Regions from separate parts of the Homo sapiens genome. Here regions 1 and 2 are each linked to region 3. The links are chromatin loops, found by intact Hi-C in ENCODE. Cell type or tissue: PC-9. All regions are shown on one strand. Region 1 holds the start of CKS1B (CDC28 protein kinase regulatory subunit 1B). Region 2 holds the start of KRTCAP2 (keratinocyte associated protein 2). Region 3 holds the start of RUSC1 (RUN and SH3 domain containing 1).

The links. Hi-C counts contacts between places; a loop is a spot of excess contacts. Peaks named below come from ENCODE experiments on the same cell type or tissue, not always from the same donor. Only the 100,000 strongest peaks of a DNase experiment are listed, where the experiment ranks them.
Region 1: a loop joins it to region 3, with 8 times the contacts of the local background. A loop is called at or near these places in 2 of 110 quality-filtered maps.
Region 2: a loop joins it to region 3, with 10 times the contacts of the local background. A loop is called at or near these places in 11 of 110 quality-filtered maps.

What each region holds. Positions count from the first base shown.
Region 1 is chr1:154,971,174-154,979,173 of GRCh38, forward strand. It overlaps CKS1B (CDC28 protein kinase regulatory subunit 1B), which reads left to right and starts at 3,508. Exons shown (of 3, transcript NM_001826.3): 1 at 3,508-3,631; 2 at 6,814-6,941; 3 at 7,552-8,000. The coding sequence starts at 3,573. The coding sequence ends at 7,604. MIR4258 (microRNA 4258) reads left to right here and starts at 4,520; the gene lies at 4,520-4,610. It also overlaps a transcript of SHC1 not described here. RefSeq lists enhancers at 3,004-3,153, 3,604-3,753, 3,854-3,913 and a silencer at 3,244-3,333. In PC-9, no CTCF peak of the experiment used is centred here; DNase peaks (open chromatin) are centred at 1,588, 2,668, 3,368, 3,798 and 2 weaker places; H3K4me3 peaks cover 5,854 bases; H3K27ac peaks cover 6,584 bases.
Region 2 is chr1:155,168,958-155,176,957 of GRCh38, forward strand. It overlaps KRTCAP2 (keratinocyte associated protein 2), which reads right to left and starts at 4,347. Exons shown (of 5, transcript NM_173852.4): 1 at 4,264-4,347; 2 at 3,781-3,935; 3 at 3,608-3,671; 4 at 834-900; 5 at 451-603. The coding sequence starts at 4,267. The coding sequence ends at 483. TRIM46 (tripartite motif containing 46) reads left to right here and starts at 4,892. Exons shown (of 10, transcript NM_025058.5): 1 at 4,892-5,072; 2 at 6,429-6,690; 3 at 6,931-7,274; 4 at 7,975-8,000. The coding sequence starts at 5,010. RefSeq lists enhancers at 3,727-4,006, 4,110-4,618, 4,197-4,296, 4,497-4,546, 4,619-5,127 and silencers at 4,877-4,966, 5,136-5,430. In PC-9, CTCF peaks have their summits at 4,417 (motif pointing left), 4,618 and 7,856 (motif pointing right); DNase peaks (open chromatin) are centred at 4,374 and 7,854; H3K4me3 peaks cover 2,437 bases; H3K27ac peaks cover 929 bases.
Region 3 is chr1:155,318,757-155,326,756 of GRCh38, forward strand. It overlaps FDPS (farnesyl diphosphate synthase), which reads left to right. Exons shown (of 11, transcript NM_002004.4): 8 at 100-172; 9 at 855-932; 10 at 1,038-1,172; 11 at 1,653-1,909. The coding sequence ends at 1,853. RUSC1 (RUN and SH3 domain containing 1) reads left to right here and starts at 2,138. Exons shown (of 10, transcript NM_001105203.2): 1 at 2,138-2,235; 2 at 2,932-4,374; 3 at 6,089-6,187; 4 at 6,346-6,422; 5 at 6,560-6,734; 6 at 6,811-6,916; 7 at 7,108-7,154; 8 at 7,824-8,000. The coding sequence starts at 3,018. RUSC1-AS1 (RUSC1 antisense RNA 1) reads right to left here and starts at 5,420. Exons shown (of 6, transcript NR_145424.1): 1 at 5,322-5,420; 2 at 3,487-3,681; 3 at 2,869-2,939; 4 at 1,047-1,176. RefSeq lists silencers at 2,080-2,229, 4,210-4,449, 4,740-4,969, 5,010-5,209, 5,550-5,919 and 1 more and enhancers at 2,845-3,828, 6,000-6,209, 7,396-7,953. In PC-9, CTCF peaks have their summits at 4,710 (motif pointing left), 4,911 and 6,538 (motif pointing left); DNase peaks (open chromatin) are centred at 4,565, 5,075, 5,625 and 6,505; H3K4me3 peaks cover 3,494 bases; H3K27ac peaks cover 909 bases.

The DNA of each region.
Region 1 (8,000 bases), 350 kb before region 3:
TCGAATTCCCCCACCCTCTCTATGCCCGAAAGCTGGCTGGCCCCAGCCCAGGCCACCCCCAACCGCTACCCCATACAGTAAGCCTGGGCCATTAGCATCCTCTGCTACAGCAGCTGTGGACTGGAGCTAGCGAAGTGGGGATGGGAAGTAAGTGGTCCCAATGGATGCAGAGCAGGGCCAAGAGGAAGAGCAAAGCTGGTGAAAAAAGGGGAATAAAGTTCAACCTGGATGATACATCAGGAAGCTACCAGGCAAGAAGGGAACAAGAGGACATGCTGGTCACGGCTTGTTCTCTACGTATGCCATCTACCACACCAAGACCGATGGCTCATAGCCAAGCACTGTCCTGTCTCCCCTTTCCACAGGGCTTGTTAACACAGCACACTGTCAAGGGTGAGAATGAGGCAATCAGGTCCCCACTCCCACTCCAAACCACCCCAATTCACATCCCTCCTCTTACAGGGCCCTAAGCCCCACCAAAGAGCACAGCATCCTTCACACCAGGGAAGGAGCCTGGCTGGAGGAGGTGGAAGAAACAGTTCTCCAAGAGAAGTAGAAACTACAGGCCAGGAAGGGACAGAGAGATCAGAAGACACATCTGCGTCAATAAGGACAGGAGAAAAATAAGTACAGGAGAAAGGGGTGTCAGGAGAAGATGGGTTGAAGCTGGACACAGGGAACAGTCCCAAACCCATTCCTGCCACCCACGGCTTCCTGCCACTGCTCTTCCGGAGAATGCCACAGGCAAAGCTGGAAAGTGACCAAAAAAAAAAAAACAAAGATACGTATTCCTACCGGGCGCGGTGGCTCACACCTGTGATACCAGCACTTTGGGAGGCTGAGGCGGGTGGATCACCTGAAGTCAGGAGTTCGAGACCAGCCTGGTCAACATGGTGAAACCCTGTCTCTACTAAAAATACAAAAATTAGCTGGGCGTGGTGGCGGGCACCTGTAATCCCAGCTCAGGAGGCTGAGGCAGGAGAATCGCTCGAACCCAGGAGGCGGAGGTTGCAGTGAGCCGAGATCGAGCCATTGCACTCCAGCCTAGGTGACAAGAGCAAAACTCCGTCTCAAAAAAAAAAAAATACGTATTCCCCCCAGCTCACCTTGGAATTACCCTTAGATTTACTTCAGAGAATTAAAATATAGATAGATAATTATCCTGATTAACAACATTAACACTTGAAGTGTGTTAGATGCTGTGCTTAACTCTTACATCTCCCCTTAGTGCTCATTCCAGAAGAGCTTTGTCACTCTGCCAGCCAATCCTGAGAAGGAATTTTATCACTTCATTTCCAGCCAGCTCTCGGGCATAGAGAGAATGAGGAAAGGATTCCACCATAGCCTCACACCCCCAAAACACACAAACACACACTAGGATGTCCCTCATCTGTAGAGATGATGTTCTGTGGGAGCCTACAGTATCCAGAGCCAGGGAAGGACCAACGGGTGTGGGCGTTCGGAAGAAAAGAAAGACGTATGACTCTTGAAATTTACATAGGGAGAAAGGAGATTGCCTACTGGAAGTCCAGGTGATTGGGTGTAGGGGAAAAGCTGTGTGTGGCTTCGCAGCCCAACTGGGAGGAGGGGACAGGGGCGGGAAGTGGCAGGAAATGGCGAAAGCCTCAGGAATGTTTCCAGCAGGGAAGGCTGGGCAAACGGGGCCAGGAGGAATGCCCAGACAAGAACTCTGGTTAGGGGGAGGGGAAGAGACAGAGAAGTAGCGACTGAACTGTCCCTTAAAAAAAAAAAAATCAAACAACAAAAAGAGCACTATTATCTACCCCCACTCCAAACTACCGTTCTTCTGGTAGTAGAAAACTTTTGCTCATGTCACACCCACATGCCACACACCAACAAATCCATGGTCTTATCCACTTATGTCTAGGAAGGCCTAGAGCTACTTCTGGGATGAGGTTGGTCCTGGGAAGGGAAAGCCAGGAAGTGAGGCTGGGAGTCTGAGGGCAAGTCTCTCTCTCCCTCTCGTGCCAAACCCCACGTTCAGCCCTTTCAAATAGTTCTACCCTTGGAGGAGGTTAAGAAAGAGGAAAACGGGGACGGGCGCAGTGGCTAACGCCTGTAATCCTAACACTTAAGGAGGCTGATAAGGGTGGAGCACCTGAGGTCAGGAGTTCGAGGCTAGCCTAGCCAACATGGGGAAACCCCGTCTCTACTAAAAATACAAAAATTAGCCGGGCGTGGTGGTGGGCGCCTGTAATCCCAGCTACTCAGGAGGCTGAGGCAGGAGAATCACTTGAACTCAGGAGGCGGAGGTTGCAGTGAGCCGAGATCGCACCATTGCACTCCAGCCTGGACGATAAGAGCGAAACTCCGTCTTAAAAAAAAAAAAAAAAAAAAAAAAGATAGAAAGGAAAACGGAAAACGGCTGCCTTTAATCTCACTCCTTACAGCCAGAGATGGGAACTTTGACTTCCCACCTGGGGGAGCACGAGAGTGCTCGGAAAACTGATCCCAAGGCCCAAAAAGAGAAAGGACAGGAAAATATAAGCAGGTGGAGTTTCAGGGATTGACGACAAGGCTTTTCAGCTGATGACCCAGGTCCCACAAAGATAAAGCTCCTAAGGGGGCGTGGTCCCCTAAGGACGCGAACTTCAGACTTCTGGGCGGGGAGGCTTTCTGGACAGTCAGACGTGGATTACGGAGGGGGCGTGGCTTCGGAGGGGCGGAGCTTCAACAAATTCGAATCGTTCTTTGAAGAGCAGGGTTTTGCCCTTTTGGGAGATAGGCCTTTTGACAGGAGTTAGCCGAGGATCGTTGCTAGGAGGCGGAGTTTCGGAGAATGGAAGGAGTAACGAAGGGTTTCTCGTAGTAGGGCTTGGAACGTGTCGGGGGGTGGGGACTTCCAGAAAAACTGGGCGACAGGGTGGGGTCGGAGACAAAAAATAAAAATCAAGTCGGGGTTCGGGGGAGCCCCCTGAAGTTGGGAGGTGGGACTTCCGGGGAGAGGGGTCTCAGGGGCGGGACTTATAAATGAAGACCGGAAGTGGGGTCCCGGGAGAGGGGTTCCGGGGTGAAAGAGTGAGTCACCTAAGGAGAAAAAAGTCAAGACTCACCAGGGCCTCATGGAGTCTCCGCACCGCACCGCGGGCCGATTTGGTGCCGGATCACGCCACTGCCAGCTTAGGTTACCGCTCCAACTTTCTCCCCGGGCCCTGCCTCCCTGGAGAAACTTTATTACACTCACTTCCGGCCTCACTAACCCCTGACCCTCTACCTCAGGGTCCCTCCTTCACGCTTCCCACTTTCCCGAGTTAGCCAATGGCAGCGCGAGATCGCGCACAAAGGCAGTGGTGGCCAATAAGACGCCTACTTTTGACCCACGCTCGTTCTTGAGAAGCGTGAGAACTGCCCTCCAATAAGGATCCGAAGAGAAGTAAATCTAAGCCAATCGGAGGCTTGAAAGTAGAGGTGTCCCGCCTCGAGCCAAACGGACCAATAGGAAGTGCGGGCGGCGTGTTTGAAAGCGAGGCCAAAGTGGGTGGGAGCGCGTGCTGTTGGGAGTTGCTTGGAGGTTGGCGGCGCGGGGCTGAAGGCTAGCAAACCGAGCGATCATGTCGCACAAACAAATTTACTATTCGGACAAATACGACGACGAGGAGTTTGAGTATCGGTTAGTGCTGGCGCGGGAGCAATAGCGAGGGTCGTGAGCTTTGGCCGCTGAGGGCACAAGGAATTAGTAACAGGAACTGAGGCGATAGAATTGGCGCATGCGTACGAGGTGCGAACGGGCAATGGTGTGATATTGTGGAAGGCGTAAGGCGCATGCGCGGAGGTGGGAGGCGCTCGTAAAACAAAGTGGTTGCGAATTTGGAGTCGCCTCTCAGTAGAGAGGAGAGAGGGGTGGGCGTGGTTAGGGTACTGACCACCCTCACCCATGAGGCTTTCTGGATCATTCTCTGAACTTTATCGGGCAAACTTAACTTGCCTTGTAGAGACTGTTTCACAGTAATCTTGTCGAATCCAGTGGGAGAACGTAGCAAAAGCGGAGCTGGAAGTTTCCTGGCGTCCCTAACAGGAGAGTAGCGCTGAGAGAGTTGAATATTGCTTATTAACTCGTGAAAAAGACAAGGGGCGTGGTTGTCTGGCTTGTGTAAGGAAGGGGATCGCTTGGGACTGCAATGGAATAAAACTGGCTAGGAGCATTGAGAAAATACTTAATATGGGTCTAATAGATGCCCTTTAAATATCAAAGGGAACAGTTACGGAATACTTAACAGGTTTCAGGTGTTCTGCTAAAGTGCAAGGATAACACATGGTCTCTGCTGTTCACAAATTTAAAAATCTGTGGGTGGTACCGACAGACACCAGAAAGGTGACACACGCTATGCAAGGAGCCATTACAGGGTGTGATGGGAGCACACAAGACTTGCTAAGGAGAGGGAACTGGCGACCCGAAGGCTGCGGCTTCCTAGCTGTGAGCGGGGGTTGAGGTGGGGCTAGAAAGTCAGTCCCCTACTTTTGCTAACTCCAGGACGCTCCCCCATCCCACGCTTCGAGAACGCCCCCCGCCCCGCCACCGCCTTGGAGGCTGACCTCTTACTTTCGGTCGGTCTTCTTCCCTGGGCTTGGTTTGGGGGCGGGGGAGTGTCCTAAGGGCCAATTCAGCGTGATGTCTCTTTCACCACCATTGAAAACGAAACCAGTAGTAAACTACGCGTGTTTTCATTTATATGTCGGAGATAAAAACACAGGGACAGAAAGAGGGGAACAACAGACATTGGGGCCTGCTTGAGGGAGGAGGGTGGGAGGAGGTAGAGGTTCAGGAAAAAAAAAAACTGTCGGGTACTATGCTTAGTACCTGGGTGATGAAATAACCTGTACACCGAACCCCCGAGTCAGGATTTTACCTATATAACAAACCTGCACATGTACCCTTGAACATGAAACTTAAAATACTGAGAGGAAAAACGGAAGAGGGAATGTTGGGGAAAGCTTCCTAGAGGGCAGAGCCTGAGATGAGACTCTAAGAAAAAGGTATGTGGGAGGAAGCACCTCTTGACTGAAATTGTTTAGAAGACACTGGATAGCCATCTGCCAAGGATGGTGATGATGGAATCCTGGCACTGGATGTGGCATTCGGGCTTGATAAATTTTAAGTGCATAATCTAGATTGGGAATAAGGGAAGACACAGGATTCCACAAATGTTGGCATTATGCTAATCTGTATTAATTGTAATAATTAAGACCACTTCCTGGTTTGTATCTTGTCTCCTCAGTTGGAGAACATAAAATGAAAACTTGCTTTTCTTGTGTCTCTTCACCCAGCCTAGTTCAGGGCTTTGGGTCTTCCAGAGAACTCGATGTGCATTGACAAATACATAATCATCTTTATGCCAAGACGGCTCCAGACCCTCCTTTAATTAACTTTCTTTTCCTCAGCTGTTTTCCTCTACATCTGAACTAAACTAACTTAAAACTGTATGTGCTTATAAGAGATTTGTGGAGCTGGGAAGGAATCACCATTTCATCCCCTGGAAGATGAAACTCTTGGCAGTGGCACTTTGGTTTAAGAGGGGTTTTTTGGTGTATGTATTGAAGCCAAATTTCGTGCCAGGGTGGTGTTAGAATGTGAGCTATTTTCATTATATTTGGACTAGAATTTTTTCTTTTAGGAGAATGGTGGGGAATCACTGTTACTAGCACAGAGGGAGAACTTAGTACATTTTCATTGAGCATGACGAAGACTATGTGGATTAGTTTGATTCACATCAGGGTAATAATTTTTTTGCTATGAAGGGAGACTTATCCTTGGTTAGAAAAGCACGGAATTTACCCAGAAAGTCTCAAGGTACATCCCTCCAGAGTTAGGAAAATAAGATTCAGGATAGATTTAATTTTTTTTTTAAGAGACAAGGTCTTGCTTTGTTGCCCAGACTGGAGTGCAGTGGCTATTCACAGGCACAACCATTGTGCATTGCAGCCCTTTCTTTTTTCTTATTTTTTTTCTCTTTTTTTGAGACGGAATCTCACTCTATCGCCCAGATCTCAGCTCACTGCAACCTCCGCCTCCTGGATTCAAGGGATTCTCTCCTGCCTCAACCTCCCAAATAGCTGGGATTACAGGTGCATGCCACCACACCCGGCTAATTTTTGTATTTTTAGTAGAGACGGGGTTTCACGTTGTTGGTCAGGCTGGTCTCCAACTCCTGACCTCAAGTGATCCACCCACCTCAGCCTCCCAAAGTGCTGGGATTACAGGCATGAGCCACCGCCCCTGGCCTATTTCTTCTGTATTTTAATCAGATTTCAAACTTCATACTGTATCTTTTTCAAACTCCTGGGTTCAAATGACCCTCCTGCCTCAGCCTCCCAAGTAGCTGGGACTGTAGGTTTGTGCCACCATGCCTGGCTTAGATTTTAAAGGACAAGATAGTTCATTTCATCCTTTGTAATAACTTGTCCACACAGTACTTCATAAAAGGCCTTTCCTCGCCACAAAATAACTTCTCTTCCTTCCTTCTAATTATTAACACTGTGTGCTCCGTGGGGCTCCCATTATGTTGTAGATAATCAACTAGAAGACTATAAGGTCCATGAAGGCGGAGAAAATGTGCCTTGAACTTAAGTGCTCATTCACTGGAATTATTCACTAATTTGTATTTTTAATATACTCTCGGAATTTATATAACATAGCCTGTATTTCTAGCTGCTGCTACCCCACAATAAAATTATATAAACTCTGACATCAAAAACCAGTTTTTCTTTCCTTTCTTGGCCTTGTAAACAGGCATTTGTCTAAGAGACTGTATCTGGTACTAACATAAATTCCCCACTTCCCCGTTTCTGTTACAGACATGTCATGCTGCCCAAGGACATAGCCAAGCTGGTCCCTAAAACCCATCTGATGTCTGAATCTGAATGGAGGAATCTTGGCGTTCAGCAGAGTCAGGGATGGGTCCATTATATGATCCATGAACCAGGTCAGTGCACTGGCTAAAAACAACCATATAGAACTGCTACACTGAGAGAATGAAAGAATAAGATTGTATAACCCAAATAGGGAGATAGGAAATGGTTTACTGGTTCCTTCCCCCTCCAGTCGTGGGGGATTTTTTTAAAAAAAAACTAGTGACCAAAAATAAGACTAAAATATCTGGGAAGTTCAGAGACAACCTGTCACTGAAAAACCTCCTGTAATCTTTCATTCAATCAGAGGGTATTCTTTTTAAGGCCACATATAGCCTGATCATAGCCCCTGCCTCATTCTCCATCGAAAACATTCTTGGATGTGTTCTAAATAAGCAAAGGAAAGTATATTTATTGATAAGACACCAGACACCCAGCTGCCAGGCAAAACTAATAAGGGACACCCTGGGGCTGTATAAACATAGCAAAAGAACTGATATTAACAATTCTGTACTTGGCAGACAGTCCAGACTTCTGGGTCTGCTTCTAAGGCCATATGCTTAAGTCTTTATTTAGTTATAAAGATCTGAGTGGGTGATAGCTGGGGAGGTGGTAGTGGAATACACTATAGGTTGTACATAGAATGGTGTGAGCTTGTCTCTTAGATTTCCCTCACTCTTTCAGAACCTCACATCTTGCTGTTCCGGCGCCCACTACCCAAGAAACCAAAGAAATGAAGCTGGCAAGCTACTTTTCAGCCTCAAGCTTTACACAGCTGTCCTTACTTCCTAACATCTTTCTGATAACATTATTATGTTGCCTTCTTGTTTCTCACTTTGATATTTAAAAGATGTTCAATACACTGTTTGAATGTGCTGGTAACTGCTTTGCTTCTTGAGTAGAGCCACCACCACCATAGCCCAGCCAGATGAGTGCTCTGTGGACCCACAGCCTAAGCTGAGTGTGACCCCAGAAGCCACGATGTGCTCTGTATCCAGAACACACTTGGCAGATGGAGGAAGCATCTGAGTTTGAGACCATGGCTGTTACAGGGATCATGTAAACTTGCTGTTTTTGTTTTTTCCTGCCGGGTGTTGTATGTGTGGTGACTTGCGGATTTATGTTTCAGTGTA
Region 2 (8,000 bases), 150 kb before region 3:
AGCATCAGGAGAGAAGTCCCACCTATGCACTTGCAGCAGGGGGCTGATTTGCTTAAGGCAGGGAGCTGGAGTGGCAAAGATACCACGTGGAACCCCGTGAAACAGTGTAGGTATACGGGACCTTTCCTTCCTTTACTCTTTTGCTCCAAGATCCCTTCTGGTACTGACGGACAGGACTTCCTGCATTGCAGCCTTTACCCCTTTCCCCAAAGAACACGACTGCAGAACATTCATGTACTTTTCTTCCATGATGAGACTCACACAAGTATATGCCACTCCAGTGGCACTGACAGTATTCAACAGATAACTGGTAAAAATTAATGTGGGAGGAAGGAAAGCCTCACTATTCCCAAGGTCTGAAAACAGAAGGTGCCCAAATGTCTTAACATTCTGTACATCTAAGCTGGATACTGGTAGATGACACCCACAACATATCACAACTCACAGAGCTACAAAGAATCAACTTTATTGAACATTCAGGGTCAGTTTCTCTTCTTGCTCTTGCCTGTGACCTTGGCTGGTGTGAGGACTGGAGCTGCTGCCTGGTACAGGGTGGAGGAGATCTTGTTGATGTAGTACAGACCAACCATGGAGAAGATGAAGCTATATGGTGAAGACAGAAAGGTCATGGCACCAGTGGGCATCTGCCAGCCTGGTGCCTCCTAGGGAAGACACTAGCATCAAGGAAAGAATCCAAGTTCAAGTTTAGGAAAACGGGGAGGGAGAACAGAGAGAGAGGTAGGTGTGGAAGGAAAAACTCTGGCACCATCACAGTAAGATCCAATGCCAAAAAACGGAATGCTACACCCCTTACCCAGCTGTCAAGAACATACCAGGTGGTGACACAGACTCGGTGGATGAGGCCAGATGCAAAGAGAGCCAACAGGAGGCACAGGAGAACTAGGGAGGCAAGAAGAACAAGGAGGGCAACGGTCAGAATGGAAATACTAGGCATCTGCACATGGAGTCCAGGAGAAATCCGGGGCTCTCTGAATCCTGGGGAACCTGCTTAGAAGGGTAAGCGTGACTACAGCAGGAGGATTCTGATTACCTTAATGATACCCAGAACATGGAGGTAGGAGGTTGAGTGTGGTGGCTTGCACCTGGAATCCCAGCACTTCGGGAGGCTGAGGTGGGCAGATCACTTGAGCCCAGGAGTTTGAGACCAGCCTGAACAACAAAGTGAGACCCATCTCTTAAAAAAAAAAAAAATTGAATTAAAAAAAATTTAGCCAGGTAGTACAGTGGTACACATGCCTGTAGTCCCAGCTATTCAGGAGGCTGAAGTTGGAGGAACCCTTGAGCCAGGAAGTTCAAAGTTGCAGTGAACTGTGATCGCACCACTGCACTCCAGCCTGGGCAACAGAGTGAGACCCCGTCTCCAAAAAAAAAAAAAAAAAAAAAGAACATGGATGTAGATGTATGCTTTTTTTTACCAGCTCTGCCCCATATCTCACATAACTTCCCTACCCTGGCTTTCCTCCCATAAAAGGAAAAAGGAAAGGTGATGGACAACAGAGTCTGAAGGGCAAGGTGTGTTCCCATTTGGGGAACCCAGTTAAACCCTTTCCAAAAGAAGCCAGACAATGAGAGTCAATTCATTAAGCTGGGTGACCAGTGGTGGAAGTTGAAGGCCTTGCTCCCTGGACACAGGTTGGAGGGCAGAGTGCTTGGATCTACTTCTTCATGGGGGCAGGAAAGGATTTTAGGTTACCTGGAATATGATGGGAGAGAAGGTGAGAGGACAAAAGCAAAGACAAACAGGGCCCCACCTGCCCAGGTGGAGAGGGCAGAGAAGGCAAAGTGGGCCAAGAACTTTGCCCCACCACAATGGCATCTTTTCTTTTTTTATTATTTTTTTTTATTTTTGAGGCAGAATCTCACTCTGTCGCCCAGGCTGGAGTGCAGTGGTGCAGTTTCAGCTCACTGCAGCCTTGATCTCCTGGGCTCAAGCGATCATCCCACCTCAGCTTCCCGAGTACCTGGGACTATAGGTGCGTACCACCATGCCCGGCTAATTTTTGTATTTTTTTGGAGAGACAGGGTCTCTCTATGTTGCCCAAGCTGGTCTTGAATTCCTGGGCCCAAGCTATCTGCCAGCCTACACCTCCCAAAGTGCTAGGATTACAGGCGTGTGCCATCCCACCCAGCCAATGGTTTCTTTCAGAAGCAACTGAAAAGCCAGGCACAGTGGCTCACCCCTGTAATCCCAGCACTCTGGGAGGCCAAGACGGGTGGATCACTTAAGGTCAGGAGTTCAAGACCAGCCTAACCAACATGGTGAAATCCTATCTCTACCAAAAATACAAAAATTAGCCAGTTATGGTGGCGCACGCATGTAATCCCAGCTACTCGGGAGGCTGAGGCAGGAGAATCGCTTGAACCTGGGAGGCAGAGGCTCCAGTGAGCTGGGTTCACACCACTGTACTCCAGCATGGGTGACAGAGCGAGACTCCATCTCAAAAAAAAAAAAAAAAAGAAGCAAGTGAAGGTAATACATATGGAAACAAAACCTAACAGAGAGAAGTCCCGGGGCTACTGGATGGAAAGAACTCTGAAGCCTGCAAAAGGGCTATGCGGAGAAAGCAAGTCCTAGAGGGGGGCAAAGAAATGAGGGCAGCCAGGCACAGTGGCTCACACCTGTAATTCCAGCACTCTGGGAGGCTGAAATAGGAGGATCACTTGAGCCCAGGAGTTCGAGACCAGCCTGGGCAATGTGGTGAAACCCCATCTCTACAAAAACTTAAAACAGTAGCTGGGTGTGGTGGCACTCACTGGTAGTCCCAGCTACTGGTAAGACTGAGGAGGGAAGATTGCTTGAGACCAGGTCAAGGCTTCAGTGATCACATCCCTGCACTCCAGCCTAGGCGACAGAGTAAAGCCTTGTCTCAAAAAAAAAAAAAAAAAAAAAAGAGAAAAGATTAAGGGCAACCATGATAGATCTTTGTTTTACCACATGAGGGTTTTACATGAGATTGCATCTGCTGTGAATTTCTGAGCACGTGGCATTCCTTAAGTAATCTGGCCTTGACACTTAATTTGCTTTATAAACTTAATTCTCCATAAATAACTGAATCATCAATTCTTGATTACATGAGCAATTGAACAAGAATTATTCCAAACAGGAAATAATCTAACAGTTATTCTGATTTGGTCAGGATTCCTGCTGCCATAGATATTTGGTGCCTCTAGTATTTAGGCTCTTCACAATTCCCTCAAATAAGTAGAATTCTCTAATATTGAGTTAACTTCACATCAGAACTCCATAGTGAACTTGGTCCTGCTGCTTCTTCTGGTGGGAACAAGGACCGCCTCCCAGCGAATAGATGCAAAACATCAGCCCAAATTTGCCTGTTCCCCTCAAACCTTCCCTGGGAGCTGGCCAGAAGGTACCAAAGTTTCTTGCTTTCAAAGGCCTTCTCTTCCAGCTCCAACTCCAGGAGCTATACAAGGTGCAGAATCGAAAAGCGTCATCTGTCTTCAGACAGCTTCAGTAAATATATTTCTCCTTAACAACCTTTCACCTAAGCATCTGGAAATTCAATATCATGTTTCAGGAGGTTAAAGAGGAGAAAGTTCAAATACTCAAGCTCCAATATTCACTTACTCTCAGGGAAGATCTTTGCTTGGAATCCTTTGCCAAAGACAAGATTCTCCAGATTATTGAAGGCCTGGTTGAGGGAGTTAAGGAGTAGGGTGTGCAACGGGGACAGAGCTGTGTGGGGAAGGGGAAGGGCACATGCCTACGTGGCCCGCCCCCTCCAACTGCAGGGAGGATACAGTGAGCGAGAACACGAAGAGACCCGAACCAAGCAGGCCGCCCTGGATGGTGAGCCACTCGGTGGAGGCCAGCTGACGGCTGTACATCTGCATCCCAGCAAAGAGCAGCAGGGACAGGAGGGAGGAGAGCGCCAGCGAGGTGCCCGTACCCACCACTGGAGGGGATGGGAGAAGGGACGGAGAGTCAGGCTCCGCCCTCCCTCCGGCAAGCTACGGGCAGATCAGCCGGTCCGGAAGCTCGGTGGGCCGACCCCCTCCAAGAACTCCCGGGACTGCAGCCACACGCCCCAACTCCCCACACCGCGCGGCAACCCCTACGTATTCCCCAGCCCCGGACACCCCGAACCCTCCCGTCCGGTGGAAATGCCCGCTCCCGGTGGAACCCAGGACACGTCAGCTCTGTCGGGAGAGGACGAGGAAAGCTTGTCCACCCAAACCCCGACCCCCTCTAGGACTTCCTGGGGACCCCACCGGTCCTGTTACCCATCATGCCCCGCCCGTGAGTCCAACCGGCGCCTCTGGCCAAGAAAGGCGAGCTGAACCGGGTGCGGTTAGCTATGCGCATGCGTCAGCGCTTACCGCGGACTTGCTACTCCTCGCGTTCTCCTCTTTCTTCCTCTCAGTGCCTGGACGCAGCGCCCTCTTGCGACAGGGAGGAAATAATGCGTCGAGGGGGCATCCTCGGCCACCGCCCTGGTCCTCAGGCTTTCCTCGTACCTGGTGCGTCTGCTGCCACTCTGTACAAGGTGCACTTATCTCTTTAAGTCATTGGGCCCATGCCTGTGGCATCTATCCCATCTCTGTCTTCTTTGCCATTTCTTTCATCTCTAGTGCACGTTCCTCAAACCTCCCTGCCCCATGCCTCAACATCTCCCAACCTAAAATTTAGTGCTCCCAACCAGGAACTCATTTTCCTCCGAAACTAATCCCCCGCTTTATATGAGTAAAATTAGGAGCCAATGAAAAATGAGAATGTAAGAAATGGCTCCCCCGTCAAATACCTTTCCATATTCCCCAACCCCCCGACCGGCTTTCGAGAACCACGTGGGGAGAACTATTTCCCACCCCCTACCCCGACGGGCGCTGTTCGAGGCTGGTCCCGGGAGCATGCGCAGTGACACCTCAACCCCCAGCCCTCCTCACACCCCCACTGGGCTCCTGCATTAAGCCCGGGGTTCGCAGCCGCAGCCGGGATCGGGCACCCAGGGGCGGGCGGGCACGGTAGGGCCATGGCAGAGGGTGAGGATATGCAGACCTTCACTTCCATCATGGACGCACTGGTCCGCATCAGTGTGAGTTAAGGTGGGGTCGAGGGAAGGGGAGGGGGCGTATAGGGTTCTGGGGCAAGCTGGGACCTGGAACAGGTGGGGATCCAGGAAGATGCTGGGATGTAGACAGGGGGCTAGCGATGGCAGAAACGGCTGGGAGGGTCGGGATGCAGGTATGAGAGGGTAATCCCGGGAGCAGCCCGGAGGTGAGTGCCGTGAAGGCGTCGGTGTGCTGGAGCGTGAGGAGGAGCTAGGAGCAGCCCAGACGCAGCGGGTGGGCTGGGGTGGCCTCCAGCAGTGCACCGGGGCTGGGGCTTCAGGGGAAAGGCCCTGTTATGAGAAGAGGGACGTGTGAGCTTGGATATTTTCCAAGAAAACTGAGGACAGGTGGGGGATGATGTAGGAGCCGCCCCACAGTGCAGTTCCCAATTTGGACCCCTCCCCAAGACCCCACCCCACGCACCCCCACTCAGGGCTGCTTCCGAGCCTGCGGTTGTCATGGCAACCCGTGCCTGGCTCTCCCAGGGGCGGTGCCAACCGTGTTCCCCCCCACCACTTCCTCCCCCCCTCCTTGTTCCTCCCTCCTTTGTGTCAGCTGCGCCCCTGACCGGGATGGCTGCGAAGAGAGGGACCAAGGTGAGGTGTGGGGGTGGGGCATAGCCTGAGGACCCCCACTCTCGCCACCAAGAGGGGGAGGGGACTTCCGGTGGGGAGGGGGCGAGTAGGCGGGGCTCTTGATTCCCCCGCTAGTTCGGAGAAGGGGGTGCCGCTGACCGGGTTGCGCTGCGGGAGAGGGCGGGAGGGCCTGATGGGGGCGAAGGGGAATGGGTTGGTAAGACCGATGGGGAAGTGAAGGATGGGGAATGGAGGCTGGAGTGGCCGCAGGCCGGAGCTGCGGCAGGAGGACGTATGGAGCGAGCAGGATGGAGTGCCAACCTCGCCTGGCTATCGGGAGGAATCACGGCATGGGGGTGCTGCTAGAGAAGGGAGTGGGGGTCTGCATGGAGCTGCAGAATGGGCGGTGTCCTTGAGAAAAATGCCAGGGGCAAGCTGCCCAGAGATGGGGGATGGAGGCAGGTGAGGGGGCTGCCAGCTGGGGCTACTGCAGCTGGAGAAATGGGGATTGGGCTTGAGGCTGGAGCAGGCACAAGCTCCAACCGTCCCTCCTCTGGGCCTTTAGCTCTGCAGCGGGGAAAGAGAAGCAAGGGACAGAGGTCTGGGAAGGTCTGTGAACCAGCCCAAGGCAGGTGCTCTGGAAAAGCTGCAGGTAGCTTGTCTTGCTCCTTCCTCAGACCCCTAGGGTATCCAAGGGCAGCCAAGGGGCTGCTGAGGTATGCCTAAGTGTCCAAGCGCTGACCTAGCCTCCTGGTCCCTCCACAGACCAGCATGAAGAACATGGAGAAGGAACTGCTGTGCCCAGTGTGTCAAGAGATGTACAAGCAGCCACTGGTGCTGCCCTGTACCCACAACGTGTGCCAGGCCTGTGCCCGAGAGGTCTTGGGCCAGCAGGGCTACATAGGACATGGTGGGGACCCCAGCTCCGAGCCCACCTCTCCTGCCTCCACCCCTTCCACCCGCAGCCCCCGCCTCTCCCGCAGAACTCTCCCCAAGCCAGACCGCCTGGACCGGCTGCTTAAGTCAGGTGGGACTGGGGCCTGTAGGGTGGGGATGGGAACGCTGAGCTATTCATCAGGAAGATGGAAGAAGTCCATCACTGGTCAGAGGCATCTGTCTGTCTTTCTGGGGGGTGGAGATACTGCTTACGCAGGCTCTAATGAGAGCTGAGCTCTGGCACAATGAAAATCTAATTTAATTAAACAGGCTTCCCCACACCCAGCCAGCTGTAACTCTCATGTCCTCTACCTCCCTGGTTCACCCACAGGCTTTGGGACATACCCTGGGAGGAAGCGAGGTGCTTTGCACCCCCAAGTGATCATGTTCCCGTGCCCAGCCTGCCAAGGTGATGTGGAGCTTGGGGAGCGGGGTCTGGCAGGGCTTTTCCGGAACCTGACCCTGGAGCGTGTGGTGGAGCGGTACCGCCAGAGTGTGAGTGTGGGAGGTGCCATCCTGTGCCAGTTGTGCAAGCCCCCACCACTAGAGGCCACCAAGGGCTGCACAGAGTGCCGCGCCACCTTCTGCAATGAGTGCTTCAAGCTCTTCCACCCCTGGGGCACCCAGAAGGCCCAGCATGAGCCCACCCTGCCTACCCTCTCCTTCCGACCCAAGGTGAGCCAGCCCTTCCAAGGCCTGGGGAGGGAGGGACATGCTGCTGCAGGTGGGTGGGGGTGCCTGGCATTGTGGGTTTCCAAAAGGAAGTGGGAAGGGTTTTCCAATGCTAAGCACCTATCTCTGTAATCTGTCACAAAGTCACTGGACAAATCATTCAACAACTTTGGGCCTCCATCTCATTTACATCCCTGTAGGGGGATGGTAGTATCTGCCCTGCAATGTCCATACCTAAAGGGTTGCTGAGAGGATGGTGTGAGATAATGTTTGTTCACTAAAAAGTGTTACCTGCACACTGAAAAGGTCTGTGTGCATTCACTCACTGAACAAATATTTATTGAGCACCTATGTGCATGGTGCTATTCTAGGTGTTGGAGATACAGCAGTAAACAAGATGGACAAGGTTAATTATTAACTACCAGGCAAAGATTAATTGGCATCATTATTACTGTTATTACCATATATCCCAATGAGAGAGATGAAGGGAGGTGCAATGCTGGTGAAATGGGCACCGCCCGGAGACTGCAGGAAAGGCTCTTTGATGCCAGTATGTACCACCAGGTGGCACTGTGGAGCACCACCAGCGGATGTCTCCACTCCCATCTTGCCAGTGGAGGAGGGCACCAAACTGCTGTAGTGGTAGCATAGCACCCTTACCCACACCATTGTCTGACCATCACATTGTTCTTTGTGTCCCTAGGGCCTTATGTGCCCAGACCACAAGGA
Region 3 (8,000 bases):
AGGGGAGGTGAGGGACAGCGCGAACCATGTCTGGACAGCGAGGGAGGGCTCAGGATGTGCATTGCCCTCCTGAGGAGTTTCTCTTCTCCCCTTACTCAGGTACAAATCTATTGTCAAGTACAAGACAGCTTTCTACTCCTTCTACCTTCCTATAGCTGCAGCCATGTACATGGTGAGTGAGCCTCCTCACCCCTCTCTGCTCTGCTGATGGGGGCTTTTGGACAGCAAGGCATAGAGCAGAAAACGTGAACACTGCTACCCCTGGTGAAAAACTGTGTGACCTTGAGCAAGTCGGTCTCGCTCAGTCTCTTTCCTCAGCTGGGGATAAAATTCCTACTTCACAGGACTGTAAAGATTAAGCAAGGCAAGGGATATGAAAGTGCTTAGCACATAATAGGGGAACAATATATCCTGTATCTGAGTATGGATAGGAGTGTGGAGATCATCCAGGTTGAGAGGGAGAAGAGTGGATTAAAGACAGTCAGTGGGATTAAGTGTCTACCCTGACCTTGCTTCTCTACATTTCCTTTTCATCTTGAAAGAAGTTGGAGGTGGCAAAAATATTAGGAAGGTGGATCAGAATGACTTGGGGACTGACATTTGTGAGGGAAGAGACAGGCTGTGCACCTCTAGAATGGATTCATCTCTTTTATGACTCCCAGGAAGGCCTAGCCAAAAATAAGTGGGATTGAGGTTGGACCATCAGTCAGGACTGTCTAGGTCAGGGAAGCCAAGATGTCTGAAGAGAGAGGAAAGATTTGGGGCTGCAGTAGGGCAAGACCCCATGGGAGGAAGCAGCCAGGAAGATGCCGGCACCCCTGGGGTTTGGCTTATTAACCCCCCTTTCCCTGCAGGCAGGAATTGATGGCGAGAAGGAGCACGCCAATGCCAAGAAGATCCTGCTGGAGATGGGGGAGTTCTTTCAGATTCAGGTAAGAAGGCAGGAGGCAGTAGCAGAGAACAGGCACCAGCTTCACTCCTCCTCTGCCCAGGAACCTCATCCTTCCTCTTTTGCTGCCCTCCCCCTCCCTGCCCAGGATGATTACCTTGACCTCTTTGGGGACCCCAGTGTGACCGGCAAAATTGGCACTGACATCCAGGACAACAAATGCAGCTGGCTGGTGGTTCAGTGTCTGCAACGGGCCACTCCAGAACAGTACCAGATCCTGAAGGTGCCTGAGAGAGGGTGGTGGGTCCCTGAGTTGGTGGAAAGGGATAGAGCAGTGGTTCTCAACTAGAGGCAGTTTTCCTCCCGAGGGGACATTTGGCAATGTCAGCAGACATTTTTTGCCATTGTCATTACAACTCTGTGTGTGTGCATGTGGTACAGACATCTAGTTGGCAGGAGCCAAAGATGTTGCCAAACATGTAGTACACAGAACAGCTCCCCCAGACAGGATTATCTGGTCCCAAATTTCAATAGTGCCAAGGTGGAGAAACCCTGGAGTAGAGGATGCCTGGTATGAGGCAATATTTGGGATAGGGAAGGGAAGCTTGGGATTTTAGCTACGTAGAGACACTTGAAAATTGGAGGGAGGAAAGGAGTGGGTGGCTTTGGAGATGTTCTGGAATATGTGAATGAGGGGAGTGGAGGGGTCCTGGAGGCTCTGGGGAAGGCCAAGCCCGTTTTCCTGTCTTTCAACCTCTTCCAGGAAAATTACGGGCAGAAGGAGGCTGAGAAAGTGGCCCGGGTGAAGGCGCTATATGAGGAGCTGGATCTGCCAGCAGTGTTCTTGCAATATGAGGAAGACAGTTACAGCCACATTATGGCTCTCATTGAACAGTACGCAGCACCCCTGCCCCCAGCCGTCTTTCTGGGGCTTGCGCGCAAAATCTACAAGCGGAGAAAGTGACCTAGAGATTGCAAGGGCGGGGAGAGGAGGCTCTCAATAAATAATCGTGTAACCTTCTTGTGGTTCTGTTCTTGCTCGGCCCAGCCAGAGTCTGGCTCTTTCCAGAATGTGCAGGGTGGGGTGCTGGGAGGACTCGCTGCACGGAACCAGGACCCAGGGGCCAAAAGCTTAGGATATATCAAACCCTCTAGGTGGGTGACAAAAGACGCTAAACGCTGGGGGCGGGTCTGAGCTACGCCACGCCCATGCGCGAAGGGGTGCAGCTGCGCAGCGCAGGGTAGGTTGTGCTAGTGCCCCTCCCCTCCCGCTCTGTGCCCCGCCGGGCGGGGACCGTGGGAGCCGCGGACAAGCCCAAGGCCGGAGCGGTTCCAGGAGGACCCTGGTGAGGAGGGCTCGGCCCATGGGTGTAGACCGATGGACCTGGGCACGAGGGGCGGGGCAGGACAAGGGAGCAGGAGAAATGAATAGAGAAAGGGTGCGGTGGTGGCTGAACGATGGAGACGAATGCGGAGAGAATGGACATACCGCTGTTCCGAGGGGCGAGGGCGCAGGCTGGAGCCCGGCCGAGGCAGCCAGCAGATGCGGAGTTGACAAGCTGACGGCTGCTCCATCCTTTTCCTCTCCAGCCCCCACCCCTTTCCTGCATTCACCAGACAAACTCTGCGTATTGCCCCACCCCCATCCTCCACCTCCTTTCAGGGCATCTGGGTGGGTCTCCCTGGGTCCCTTCCTCTGGGAGTAAGGGGTAGGCTGGAGGGCAGGGCCAGATTGCGGCAGCAGGGACCTGGAGGTCCATTCTGGGCCCGGACCTCTTCCAGGCCCCCGCCCCCCTTCGGAGATCCAGAGCGCAGCCGCGTTCTCTGACCCTCCCGGCTCCATTCCCGGGGGGTTACATTCGACTCCATCTGCAAACACTGCAGTGGAAACTAATGGTCAGTCGATTGCGATTTGCATCTCATTGAAATATCTTCCAAAGCAGCCAGAGCCTTCAGGCCTGCTGCTGCCGTCAAGTCACCTCGGTGTCCTTCCCCGCAGCTCTTGTCCTCACTGGCCGGGCTTCACCACCTCTGTCTTCTAGGTCTGCACCTGTGGTTGCCAGGTAGGTGGATGTGAGAGACCCTACCCTTCTGGTTCTCTAGAAGCCATCCCATCGCCGCTAGCATCATGCTGTCCCCTCAGAGAGCTTTACTCTGCAACCTCAACCACATCCACCTCCAGCACGTCTCCCTGGGCCTGCACTTGTCCCGCCGTCCTGAGCTACAGGAGGGGCCTTTGAGCACACCCCCTCCTCCAGGAGACACTGGGGGCAAGGAGAGCAGGGGCCCCTGCAGTGGCACCCTGGTGGACGCCAATTCCAACAGCCCAGCTGTGCCCTGCCGGTGCTGCCAGGAGCACGGTCCGGGCCTAGAAAACCGGCAGGACCCGTCACAGGAGGAAGAGGGGGCTGCCTCTCCCTCAGACCCAGGCTGCTCCTCCTCACTCAGCTCCTGCTCAGATCTTAGCCCCGATGAGTCCCCTGTCTCAGTCTACTTGCGGGACCTCCCTGGTGATGAGGATGCCCACCCTCAGCCCAGTATCATCCCCCTGGAGCAGGGCTCCCCACTGGCTTCAGCAGGCCCTGGCACCTGCTCACCGGACAGCTTCTGCTGCTCTCCTGATTCCTGCTCCGGAGCTTCTTCTTCACCCGATCCTGGCCTGGACTCGAACTGCAACGCCCTGACCACCTGCCAGGACGTCCCTTCCCCAGGCTTGGAGGAAGAGGACGAGAGGGCGGAGCAGGATCTCCCTACCTCTGAGCTCTTAGAGGCGGATGATGGGAAAATCGACGCTGGGAAAACGGAGCCCAGTTGGAAGATTAACCCAATTTGGAAAATTGACACAGAGAAAACTAAAGCTGAATGGAAAACCACTGAAAACAATAACACTGGTTGGAAAAACAACGGGAATGTTAACTCTAGCTGGAAAAGTGAACCTGAAAAATTCGACTCTGGTTGGAAAACCAACACAAGAATAACTGATTCTGGCTCGAAAACAGATGCAGGGAAAATTGATGGAGGATGGAGAAGTGACGTCAGCGAGGAGCCGGTGCCCCACCGGACAATCACGTCCTTCCACGAGCTGGCCCAGAAGCGCAAGCGGGGCCCAGGGCTGCCCCTTGTCCCGCAGGCGAAGAAAGATCGCAGTGACTGGCTCATAGTCTTCTCGCCCGACACCGAGCTCCCCCCCTCGGGGTCGCCGGGCGGCTCCTCGGCACCTCCTCGGGAAGTCACCACCTTCAAGGAACTCCGGTCCCGAAGCCGGGCCCCAGCCCCGCCAGTCCCGCCTCGAGACCCCCCAGTTGGCTGGGCTTTGGTCCCGCCCCGGCCCCCACCCCCGCCTGTCCCTCCCCGAAGGAAGAAGAACCGACCTGGACTGCAGCCCATAGCGGAGGGGCAGTCCGAGGAGGGCCGGGCTGTCAGCCCAGCGGCTGGCGAGGAGGCCCCAGCCGCGAAGGAGCCGGGCGCGCAGGCCGGCCTGGAGGGTAAGAGGTCGCAAGAAGCGGGAGGAGGGCTGGGCTTCGGCCGCTCACGCCTCCTAGGCTTCCAACCCGGCCCCCTGTCTTCCCTCCATTCTGTGTCACCCATCCTCCCCGCCCCTTCTACCAGGGAGCGCTCCGGGAAAGGGAAACTGGGTGGGTCATTGGGTTATGGGACTAACTGTTTGCTCCCTCTTCTTCCCGCCCCTTCTTGCCTGGCTGCCCATCCCGCTGCCCTCCTTCCCTCTGCGCCTGGCCCCGCCAATCCCGCCTGCAGCCGGTCCCCTCCTGCTCCCTCGGCCCCTGGTTTTCCGGTTCTCGGCCGACGGGCGCCCCCTGTTGGAGGGTGGGGGCGCAGGCGCAGCTGGGTCTCTGCTCCTGGCTCCTCTGGCCGGGTGGCCCGGCGCCGGGCTGCGGCTGCTGGGGGCGCCGAGCCCCCCAGAGGAGCAGCTGCTGCCCGTCCGCCTGTCCCCGGTGGGAGCCTATTCGCCTCCGACTCGGGGAGCCTTGCCCTGCCTGGCCAGCCCCGAGCTGGCACTGCTGCTGTCCCCGCTCTTTCCCAGAAGTAGCACCTTCCCCGCCGCGGCTCCCCCACCCCGCCAGGTACCCGCCCCCCCGCTGCCACCGCAACCTCGTCCGCCGAAGGCCCCTCGCTGGACCAGGAGCCCATCGCCTCCGCCCAGGCTACGTAAGACGGACCCGGGCTAGCCCCGCGGGCCACGCCTCAGGCGGGCCGCCCCGCCCACTCTCGCCCGGCCCCGTTTTCGCTTTTTTTCCGGGGTTGCCCAGCTTAGTCCCGCCCTTCAGTTTAAGCCGACTCCAAGCAAGTTTGTCGGCCTTGGGGAGTCTGGCCCCGTTCCTAGTGCTGGAGGGGGAAGTTGTTGCCTTTCCTGCTCCGTGGGCCGGCCCCCTCTCCCTCCAGACCCACCTGGGCATAGTGGACGCGGGCTTACCCAGCCTCCATGCCAAGTCTAGGGGGTCCCAGCGAGTCTGTTGTTAGGGGCTTTGGGTCACACCCTCTGTGGAATTCCTTGGCCTGTGCAGCTCGGGCCTGCCCCCCGACCTTGCTAGGGAGGGGTGGAGGGTGAAGCTCCCGGGAGCTCATTGGCACTAGAGGTTCTGGCCACGCCCTCTCCGCGAGTCCAGTCCCACGCGGGATGAAGAGGGCACCCTCCGCCAAGAGGCTGCTGCGGGACCCGGGTTTCCCCTTTCCGGCGCCTTCCAGCCTCCCAATCCTCGGGTCTCGCCTCCCTCCGTCTCCTCCCTTTCCCCTGTCTGTCTTTCCATTGGTCCATGCCGCCCACGTGCTCCCCGGGGCTCCGCAGGCAGGACTGGGCCCCGGGGCGGTGCGCTGGGCTACACCTCCCTCCCCGCGCCCCGTCCTCTCCCGCCCTACAGGCCCTAGCAGGGCAGGCGGGAGGTGAGCGCGGCCATCCCGCTCCCGGAGTTCCGGGATCCTGGAGGTGGGGGCTGTGCCCTGAGGGAGGGCACAGGGAACCGGGATGGGGCTGGGGGACAGCGAGTGCTGGGAAGTGTGCGAGATTTCACTCCGGGGCTCGGGTCGAGCTACCCCGTGCTTCAGGCGGTCCTGCGCCTCCTCTCCCCAAGACCCTTCGGGGACACAGCACTGCAGACCCGCCGGAGACAACTTGTGCGGGAGCCCGGAGTCCTCGGAATAACACTTGGTAAGTGTTACCGCGCCCTTCTTCCCTTACGCCAGTCCGTAGTTCGTGGTCCTTCGCCGGTGTCCCCGGAGCCCAGCGGCTGTGGATGGCAGAAGCCCAGAGTGGGACTGGTCAGCTGCAGGAGCAGAAGAAAGGTAGGGCACCCTGACTCCCGACCCCGCGCTTCCGAATAAACTGCCCTTCGCCCCCGGCCCTGCTCTCAGGCTGTCCGAAGGCAGTCTCTCCACGCCCCTCGGGCAAGCCTGGGTAGGGGCGCGGCCTCCTAGCGTCTTCCCTTTCCCACTCCTCCCAGGTCTTCTGATAGCCGTCAGCGTCTCCGTTGATAAAATCATCTCGCATTTCGGGGCCGCCCGGAACTTGGTGCAGAAGGTGAAGGTGGCTGGGGGGAGGCTGTTGGGATGAGGAGAGTAATGGAGCTCCGCGGGGGGTGCGGGAATGGTTGGCGGGAGGTGGCTGGGAGGTGTCTGGAGGGATCTCTGGAGCCATCGGCATCGCGCCACCTCCAGGCCCAGTTGGGTGATAGCCGGCTGAGCCCGGATGTGGGGCACCTGGTGCTGACCACCCTCTGCCCGGCCCTCCACGCCCTGGTGGCGGACGGGCTGAAGCCTTTCCGGAAGGACCTCATCACCGGGCAGCGCAGGAGCAGCCCCTGGAGCGTGGTGGAGGCGTCGGTGAAGCCAGGTGAGCCAGGAGGGCGTGGGACCCGGCAGTGCGCAGGGCAGGGCCGGGCTTGGCTGACTGCACCCCACGTTCTCAGGCTCCAGCACCCGCTCCCTTGGAACCCTGTATAGCCAGGTCAGCCGTCTAGCCCCGCTGAGCAGCAGCCGTAGCCGCTTCCATGCCTTTATCCTGGGCCTCCTCAAGTGAGTTGCCTTCTTTCCAGTGCCCTTCCCACGACCTGGGACTGCAGGAGCGTCATGGGTGGGACACAGTAGTAGTGCCTCACATCCCCAGAGAAGGCCCCCCCTCTTCCAATCTCATCTCCCATCCTCCACCCAGAGAGGACTGGAGTCCTCCACCTCCCTGAACTTCCATTCCCTCTTTTCTCCCCTAGCACCAAGCAGTTGGAGCTGTGGTTTTCCAGTCTCCAGGAAGATGCAGGTCAGAGGTTCAGATGGTAGAGGATGGGGCTGATGGGCTGGGAGGATGGGAAGGAAAGAGTTCTCTCCTGCTGGTTCCCACTGCTGCCAGAATGCCATTAATCCAGATCTCCGATCTTATTACTCTTCTAATTAAAACTTTCTAAGGAGGCCCATCGCCCATAGGATGAAAGACCCAAAGCCTTGGCTGTCTGGCCTCTGCCCTCTTCCCCTGCCTTGGAGGGTCTTGCCAACAGTCTTCCCGCCTGGCCCTTCCTGCTCCAGGGCCCTGCTTATGCTGTTCCTCTACCTTCTGCCCCTCCTGCTTCCTCTGAACTATCATTCATCCTTTGAGTCCTTCCCCAGTGAGGCCCTACCTCTACCCTCGGACTAGGCCAACCCCCACGCCTCATTTTGTATGTGCTTCTATGGCTCTCCTGTCCTCCTCCTCTGTAGCCTTTGCACTGTCTCTGTTACTTGTCACCACTTGCTGTGTGTGTCTTCCTATTTGGGCTAGGTTCCATGCAGGCGGGGATGTCAGTCCTATAGCCCACCACATCCTTCCTCCTCTCTGCCCCAGTGCCCAGCAGAGTGAGGCCTGGGAAGATGTGTGCTGACTGGTGGGCTGCTCTGGGGGGTCTTCTGGGACTAGGTCCAGGGCAGGAGCTGATGTTGGCCTGCTCTTTTCCAGGCCTGCTCTCCCTCCTGTACCTGCCAACAGGATTTTTCTCCCTGGCCCGCGGTGGTTGTCCCTCCCTGTCCACAGAGCTGCTGCTCCTGCTGCAGCCATTGTCGGTGCTCACTTTCCACCTGGACCTGCTCTTTGAGCACCACCACCACCTGCCCCTGGGCCCACCTCAGGCCCCTG